Regions from separate parts of the Homo sapiens genome. Here region 2 is linked to region 1. Evidence: chromatin loops called from intact Hi-C (ENCODE). Cell type or tissue: OCI-LY7. All regions are shown on one strand. Each heading gives the region's core, and the rest is flanking DNA. Links, peaks and the distances in the headings are about the cores only. Region 1 has its middle 28 kb from the start of CEMIP2. Region 2 overlaps ZFAND5 (zinc finger AN1-type containing 5).

What was found. Hi-C counts contacts between places; a loop is a spot of excess contacts. Peaks named below come from ENCODE experiments on the same cell type or tissue, not always from the same donor. Only the 100,000 strongest peaks of a DNase experiment are listed, where the experiment ranks them.
Region 2: it touches region 1 in a loop (8-fold over the local background); 7 of 110 quality-filtered maps call a loop at or near these places.

What each region holds. Positions count from the first base shown.
Region 1 is chr9:71,793,938-71,798,338 of GRCh38, forward strand. No RefSeq gene overlaps it. Among named protein-coding and RNA genes, the nearest start is that of CEMIP2, 28 kb to the left of the region's middle. RefSeq lists enhancers at 1-380, 381-929, 1,466-1,555. In OCI-LY7, for the core only: no CTCF peak of the experiment used is centred there; DNase peaks (open chromatin) are centred at 1,644 and 3,144; H3K4me3 peaks cover 1,537 bases; H3K27ac peaks cover 2,064 bases.
Region 2 is chr9:72,355,606-72,360,006 of GRCh38, forward strand. It overlaps ZFAND5 (zinc finger AN1-type containing 5), which reads right to left. Exons shown (of 7, transcript NM_001102420.3): 5 at 3,813-3,916; 6 at 1,326-1,451; 7 at 1-496. The coding sequence ends at 348. Among named protein-coding and RNA genes, the nearest start is that of ZFAND5, 7.4 kb to the right of the region's middle. In OCI-LY7, for the core only: no CTCF peak of the experiment used is centred there; no DNase peak of the experiment used is centred there.

The DNA.
Region 1 (4,401 bases), core at 92-4,091:
GCACTGAACTGGGAAGAATGCACTGGCCTGGGAAGAATGCATTGGCCAGGAAAGAATGCAGTGAACAAGGAAGAATGCATTGGCCTGGGAGCCCTGTCCTGAGATACAGACCACAGCGGCTCTGCCTGAGGCCCAGAATTCAGGAAAAGGCAAATCCAGACACAGAAAATGTTTCTATTCTTGAGAATGAACTGCTGGCCCTTCCAGAATGAAAGGGGCCCAATGTAGTCAACTTCTTCCCTAGTCTCTGTTGCTGGCAGCTGCACGTTTTGTAGTGGCAGTCTTGGTAAATGGGAATCCACAATGCTTGTTCCATGAGTGACCTCAATCTCTGCTACCACGGTCACTTGATTCGTGTGTCTATCATGCCAACACTGGGGTGGCCAATGACAGAGATGTCTGTCAGTCAACTGGCTAGGACATTTTGGCTACTTGGTTTTTAGTGACTCTTTTGAGGGTGCTCTCTGGTGGATGTTCACATTTTATGCACTTTATGCTCATTCCCGTATGTCTATCCACATCCCTCTCCCCTAGACCTCCAATCTTTTTCCCTCCAAGTCCCAAATCAGCTGACCAGACCATTTGCCATTGCTCATGAGTTTGTATATATCCTAACCTCAAGCTACTTCTCTTTCCACACAAAGTGGTTAGCCAAGTGCCCTCCTCAAAGCACTGCCTATTGGGAGGATTTTCCCCTGCCACTGTCTCTCAAGACCACCTTTGAGCAGACTGTGGAGAAGCTACCATCCACTTCCAGCTTGCACTCATACATAGGGCAGAGCAATCTACAAAGCAAGCTCAAATTTCTCTTTTTTCAACTTGCAATGAAGAATCCCCCATTCAGCTATGAGGGCGCAGCAATGGGAAAACAGTGGTAGGTACATTGGCAGTCTGCGCTGCTGCTCATGCAGCTTACTTCTGCCCTCTGGTCCTGCTTCTCTTCAGTCCGGCAGCACCTTCATTTTAGGATGAATTCCTGCTGGTGTCCCCTTATCTTATAACTTGGTTGATTTGCCCCAGATCACAATGAGAAGTTTCACTGCCTGGTCACTTGGCAACCATTGGCAGGCTTTCTGTCTCTACCAGAGCCTTGTAGCATGGTAGGAGTAGTTTTTCCAAAGGCATGTGATTCTCCACCAGAGATGGCATAGCCTTGCTCCAGATTCCCAAGGCCTTGAGTTGTGATTCTTCCACTGGCACTTGCCACAAAACCCATATAGCATCTTTCTCTCTTTTTAATCTACCTATCTGCACACTGAACACATAGCATCTTTTCTCATAACTGATACCTCCAATGCAAGTGTATCTGCAGGATCATATGGCCCAAGCGACAGGGCCCAGACCTGCTGCGGAGCCTTTTCTTGCGCTAGGTCCTATGTAAGCTTGGCAGTCTTTCATGTCACTGAGTATATGAGCGGGAGCAGTAATCAAAATATGCACATGGCTACAAATTTTCATCTATTTTTGCTAAACATAATGTGAAGGTGGTTGAAAGCTGGATGCCCCAGGAAGAAGTGCATCAATTTACATGTAAGATCTCGGCTCTGAGGGAAGGAAACACTAGAGAACCCTCCTCTCAAAACCACCTATGATTGCTTTTTCCTGAGGCATGCAAAAATCAGACTTTCTAGTTGATTAGCCAGGCATGAAGTTCTATCTTGACAAGAAGAAAGTACATCCTGTTGTCTTCTTGTCTCGATCTCAAATGTGCTCTTGCCAGATATTAATACATTGCCTTTCTTTAAACACAGGAAGTGGGTAAGGCAAATTTTCTCAAAGGCTCAGAACGGCACAATATTTCTCCCCTTTGCTTACATGCAGAAGATATCTGAGAATATATCTAGCCAATATGTGTAAAGTTTTCATTGACTCAAGCAAGCAGAAGAGTTCAGACAATAATAAGGCATCCTAATTGTTCTAGTGTAAAAAAAAGCTCTGCACTTATTTGCGGTTATTTTTTAAAAATCCACTTTGGAAAATGTGCAGAAAATTTCAGGCTTGGCTAATGCTCTTTTTCCATCTCATGTCCTTTAGCATATGACTCAAGTTTTCCATGTTATCATAAGGTAATTTTGCTATCTTTCATTTATTAGTGTTTATTATTAATTACTTATTATTATAATATAATGCCAATATAATCACACTTAATACTTAGAAAAATCTAGTAAAGGAGGCTGTGTCAGGGATCTACAGGACCACTCCCAGGTTAGTGATTTGCTAGAAATCTAAATATAATGACATTCATGGCTAAAATTTATTACAGTAAATAGATGCAAAGAAAAATTAGCAAAGGGAAAAGGCACATGGGCGAGGTCCAGAAGTAACCAAGCACAAGCTTCCAAGAGCCATCTCCCAGTACGGTCCCCTCCCAGTACAGTCCCCTCCCAGTAGAGTCCCAAAGGACATGCTTGATTCCTCCAGCAATGAGTTGTGACAACACATGTGAAATGTTGTCTACAAGGTGAGATAGGAGGTGGGACTCTGGAGGTGATGCTCAGAAACTGGACCAGATTGAGGACTAGCTAAAACAGGGAAGAGATAAAAATACCTCTCTGTAAGACATGCCCACAAGAGTGCCATGTCAGTTTACCATTGCCATGGCAACACCCAGAGATTTCTGCCCCTTTCCATGGCAATGACCCAATGACTCAGAAGTTACCACTCTTTTTCTAGAAATTTCTGCATAATCCACCCCTTGATTTGCATGTAATTTAAAGTGGGTATAACTATGACTGCAGAACTGCCTCTGAGCTGCCACTCTGGGCACACTGCCTGTGGGGTGGCCTTCTCCACAGAACCAGTACCTCTGCTGCTGCTGTACACTGCTGCTTCAATAAAAGTTGCTGTCTAGGCCAGGCGCAGTGGCTCATGCCTGTAATCCCAGCAATTTGAGAGGTTGACGTGGGCGGATCACTTGAGCCCAGGAGTTTGAGACCAGCCTGGGCAACATGGCAAAATACTGTCCCAACTAAAAATACAAAAATTAGCCAGCCATGGTGGCATGCACCTGTGGTCCCAGCTACTCAGGAGGCTGAGGTAGGAGGATCACTTGAGCCTGGGAGGTTGAGGCTGTAGTGAGCTGTGACCATGCCACTGCACCCAAGCCTTTGAGACTCTGTCTCAAAAAAAAAAAAAAAAAAAGGTGCTTTCTAACATGACCAGCTGGCTCTTGAATTCTTTCCTGGGCAAAGGCAAGGCAAGAACTCTCGCTGGCTAAGCCCCAGCTTTGGGGCTTACCTGCCCTGCATCAAAGGGAAGCCCATTAGGGCCTCAGTGCTGAGAATTTTTACTGGGGATGGTGGTTTATAATCTCAGTATTTTTCATTTCTAAAAGATTTATAAAGGAAAAGTAAGGATGTTCATCTATGTAGTTGTCTCTGTTAGTTTCTTTGTGTGATTGTTGGTTTTGACTTTGACCTGATGTGAAAAAATGTCCCAAGGACAGACACCAAGGAAAGCACGAGATGAGTAATCCATCAAAGCTTCTGTATGAGATGCAAGCCTTCCTCTTTCCATCTCTTCATAGGAGGAAATGGGAAGATTCTTCCCCTGAATCACAGCCCTCCAAGTGTCTACAGGATATACAGCTATTTTCACTTCAGTAGCTTCACATGGGAAAAAATCCCTGACATGGCTATCAGGTCAAAATGAATCAAGAGATAAGATATGTGTATCTGTGAGACTTTTAGACCTAAAACCAGGCTACCCATGACAACTATTTATTGGCTCTCTTAACTGTATTAAAGCACAAATACAAAAAGATAAACATGTTGTCTAAAAATAAATCAATAAATTGGTCTACTCTACCCACTTCAGCATTGCGAAGGAACTACTGTGCAACTCAGTCTACACTGTGCTGTTTCTTCTGGCACGTTTCTTGAATTTGATTTGCACAGCAGAAAAGAATCCTCTCATAGGGCATTATTTATGTATCAGCACAGCAAATACTTTGGTCAGCTACCCAATACTAATAAAACTAACGCCTGTTTATGGTTCATCTTAGTCTCACTTGTTTTCTCTTTTCAAATTGTGTTGTTGCTGTTATTGTTGCCATTGTTGTTGTTGAGACAGGGTCTTGCTTTGTCACCCAGGGTGGAATGCAGTGGTACAATCAACGGCTCACTGCAGCCTCAACCTCCCGGGCTCAAATGATCCTCCCACCTCAGCCTCCTGAGTAGCTGAGAGTACAGGTATGTGCCACCATGCCCAAAGAGTTTTATTTATTTTTGTAGAGATGAGGTCTCACTATGTTGCCCAAGCTGTCCAGCTGTCCTTAACTGGACTCAAGCAATCTTCCCTCCTTGGCCTCCCAGAGTGCCGGGACTATAGGCATGAGCCACTGTGCCCAGCCTTTTAAATGTTTTAATTGGCAAATAATAAATTTATTTATGGGGTATAATG
Region 2 (4,401 bases), core at 180-4,179, 560 kb after region 1:
TTACATTCCCAAAAGGCAGATATGCTGCAAACATGCAGAGATTTCATTTATTTTGTTTGGCACATGGGAACTACATTTTGTTCCTATTATCTGTGTGTTTCACTTTGCTGTGCAGATTTTCATCCAATTTTTTTCAGGGGAGGGCATATACATTTGTAGGGCTGTATCTATCCAATTCTGCCTGTAACAAACACCCAAACATCCTAAAATATCAATTATAAGACAGACAAGTGTAATGTAAAACTCTGGAGAACATCAAAGAAAAATGGCCATGCATCTGCTCTTTAATGTTTTCCTACGATATATTAAAATAAAAACAAAGTTTCAGTCTCTTCACAAGAAGTAATTTATATTCTCTGAATTTTTTCAGCCACAACAACTGGATTCTCTTTTCTGATTTTTGCTGCAGCTTCTGCTTTGTAATCATACGGACAGTTGTGCTTGTCAGAGTAACGGTGAAGTCCACAAAACAAATTTCCACATCGGCAGTCAAACCCTGTACAAACGAAGAAGTAGAGTCATTTGAGAACTTGAGGCAATTAAAAGAAAAAAAAGCCTTAGTCACTATAGAAAAGGAACCAGATTTTCATTGCTTTGTAACATAAAAGACAGTGAACTCTTTTCTTCCACTTCCTGGTGATAAGACACAGTCAACTCTTACAGAGTCTATCACGTTAACCTGGAAAAGGAACTTTTAACTTCCTTTGACATGGTGAGAAATTCAAATAACTATGTTCAGTCTTTCCTTGCAAGGGCAATAGCGAAGTGTTTGGTAAGCCAAACCACGTGGAGAAAACAAAATGGGCTATCTGCCAGCTAATTTCTCCCAGATGCTCTCCCTCTATCGACTCCTGTAGATGCAACGCAGGATAAAATTTACACAGGCTCTGGAGTTAGGCTAAGCTGGATTCAAAACACAGTCCTACCATATCTTAAGTAATGCTTCCTCAAGTGAAAACAACCATCAAGGTCTGAGATTTGAAGGAGACAAGAAAAAAAGCACCAAGAACATTCCCTGCATAGCTCAAAGTAGGTGGCGCTTACTGTTAGTTCAGTAACATTTTCCCTAGGTATACAAAAACTTTTTATCAATCTAATAAAATAAGAGGGCCTGAGTTAATAGTTTTATATGATTAGGAGACAAATGGAAGTAAAACCCAACTTCTTTCCACCCCAATACCACCTCCTCCACCTTTCCTAGACTACAGCTAGTCAGGCTTTTTTTTTTTTTTTATGTGTAAGACCAACTAGTCTCTTAGGGAGTGACCAAAAGCTCCTTGTTAACTGCAGAAGTAAAACATACATTGTCTTGTGTTTTGTAATACCTGTAAGACCAACTTTCTTTCTGCACATGAAACATCTGTTTTTCTTTGGTTTGGGCAATTCAGGAGCTTTTTCTTCACTCTGAGAAGTACTGGGCTGAGAAACTGATGGACTGGGCTGAGTGACAACTGAAAAGGACAAAAACACAAATTTGTCAAGCATTCACTGGCTAACATTTTTAAGTCAAAAAAGGAAGTATTTAAGAGAAACAGGAAGATGCCTGATAAAAATGTTTATAAGTATTCCTTGAAAATACAAGCTTTAAACAGAATCTTCCATTTTAACATCAGAACTTGATTCAAATCTGAGAAATTCCTGCCAATCACCATACTACTTGCTTCTCTAATTTTGTAAAATGATCGCTTCACTCAAGAAATTCCTTTAAAACACTGGTAACAGCCAGTACTAAAAACAAAATCCTAATTCTGTTTTAAAGAGCTGGGAGATGTTAATCATATGCTCAGTTTTTCCACGTTATAATTTCCTAAATGCAAACTTTTCAATCAGGGCAGTTCAAATTCATTACATCACAGTAAATAACAGTAGCCAACTTTGATTTTATGCTTATAGGAAAAAAAATCCTGTAGATATAAAAACAGCAAATTTTGACAAATAAAACTCAAACCATTCATCCCTAAATCAACGTCAGATCCAAAAATTCCAAAACAATCATTTTACCATTTTCACAGGTGCACTAAACATCATAGGAAGACTTGAAAGATTTTTTTAAACCTTGGTTTTAAAAACAGATCGGCAAACAGTCTTTAGAAACTACTCGAGAAGTATTGATTTTAAACTATTAAGGATTCCACAGGCAGAACAAGAATCTTATCTAAAATGGGCATCCACTATCGACAGAGATAGCATCTACAAACAGTCCCACCGTTTCTCCACCTAAAAAGGCTTTAAGTTTCAGTGTACACATGGCATCAATAAAATTTCTCACAATGAACAAAAAATACATTACTGTACTAAAGCCCACACTGCCACTAGTTCTTTAACACAAAAATAACAAAATTTATATCTACTTACATATAATTCAACTACACCTGAAACACTATAAACTCAGGTTTTAATATTAATCCAAATGTAACAATAGCAAATTTATGTATGCAATGCTGAAATTACTGCCCAAATATGCCAGCACCAATGCTATTAGCATATAGACAAGCTCCTACAACAAGCTGATTGATTTAATGGCAATTTTCTCTAAAACTCTGCCCAAATTTATAATTCAATTGCATTAGCAATGAATCTACTGGGAGAAATAGCCTAATATTAGACTAAACGAACAATATTCTACCTACTGCTACTGTGACAACATTAATGTTTATCCTGATGTCATGAGGATAAAGAATAATCTAGGGGAATAGTTGTATGGGGTAGAGGGAGGGTGTCAGCCATTTCTTTGGCCACATCTGAAAAATGAACTACGGCTCCTGAGACAAGGGAAGAAGGGGGAATAAGAAAATGACACAGAAAAGGCAAATAGCAGTGAATCACAGAATGCCTACTAAGTAATAATAAATGCAGACTAGCTCTAACCCAAGACTATTCTTCCAAGGTCAGAGTAATTTTGTATTTAAAAACCAAAACCAAAAACAAAAACCCAAACAAAGGCATCACGGGCAAACTAATGTGGTCAGTTTAAGGATGGAGCTCATTTCAAAATGCCAAATATAGATTCACCTGCCAAACTTGAGAATTTGGCCTTAACTTTGTAAGATTAATACAATAAACAAACTTGACTGCTGTTAGCAAAAGCCAGCCTCCAAAGCAGACTGTATAACCACTGACAGTATTTTTTCACAACAGAAGTTTTATATTGCATTTAATCAGCACTCTGCCAAAAAAGAACAAATTGATAAAATAAGCTACGTGCACTATATAAAGCACAGAAATCTTTTTGTTCTAGGGCCTAGTACAGGTAATTCAAGTCAGTCTTCTTCCACCATCAGGGCACTTCTGGTTGTGCTATATAAGCAAAGTTTCCAAAGTCACCATATCTCATGAAAACCAAAATGCCTTTCCACACTGAGTTTCAAACTCCCACAAAATATGATAGGAATATTGTACTTCAAATAAGTTCTAGTGTTCAAATATGTTGTTCTACTTAAAAGTTTTCCACAACATTGACAATATCAAAACTAAAGTTACTGCTTTTGGTTATAAAATTATTCCTTATACCCTTGAAATTTAACTTCATCAAGTTTTTAACACATCCAATCTCCAGATTACAGACTTTGCCCATTATGCACAAGGGTAGTGCAGGGGATGAGCAGAGAAGAAACTGAGAATAAATATGACTATTTTACACTTCAAGATACTCATACTCAAGATACTTTTAAAGATAGTAGTTCTTTGCTTGGCCTATATTTTATGGCTCTCCCTCCTCTTTGGTCCTTCAATGGGAAGGAAAGAATCCCCCCACCAGCCATTTCTTGCACTATCAAATTCAGAACTGAACAAGTATTAAATGAAAAACATACCTGGCTCTGACACCTCTGTTTTCGGGGTAGTTATTTTGTCCTCTCTTGAAATGCTCATTTCTGTCATTTGCTGAGTTACAGGCAAGGCAGCCACAGGCACATTTCTATTTGAGTTCAAGCAAACAATTTTTAAAGGTGTTAAGGGTACTTCTTGAGACAATGAATAAGTTGTCAGTTCAACTTTAAATTATAGAATATTTCCAAAATGAGCAAATGGAGCTAGATAATCTAAAGTTTAAAAAAAAATTGGATGCCCAGCACAAATGGTTGAGAAAAAAGTTTGATAAATGGCTCATGAACTCGAGGCTGCATTTTGTATAGGTTACCATATTTTACAACCAGCTAGGGATTTTTAGCTGTGCCTGTAACTTGTTTAAGGGCAAAAGGGCAGCTCTGCCAAAACACCTTGTCTGGCCCAATAATATTCTACAGTCTCACTCGACAATCCCTAAACCTCAATTACAAAGAAATAAAAAAGCACAGCATTTCCAACACAGTATCCTTGAGGGGGTTAGGGAGTCAGGTGTAAGTAACACACATCTTTACTCAATGACTTAAGAGTCATGTATTAAAAGACACTGAAATCCTC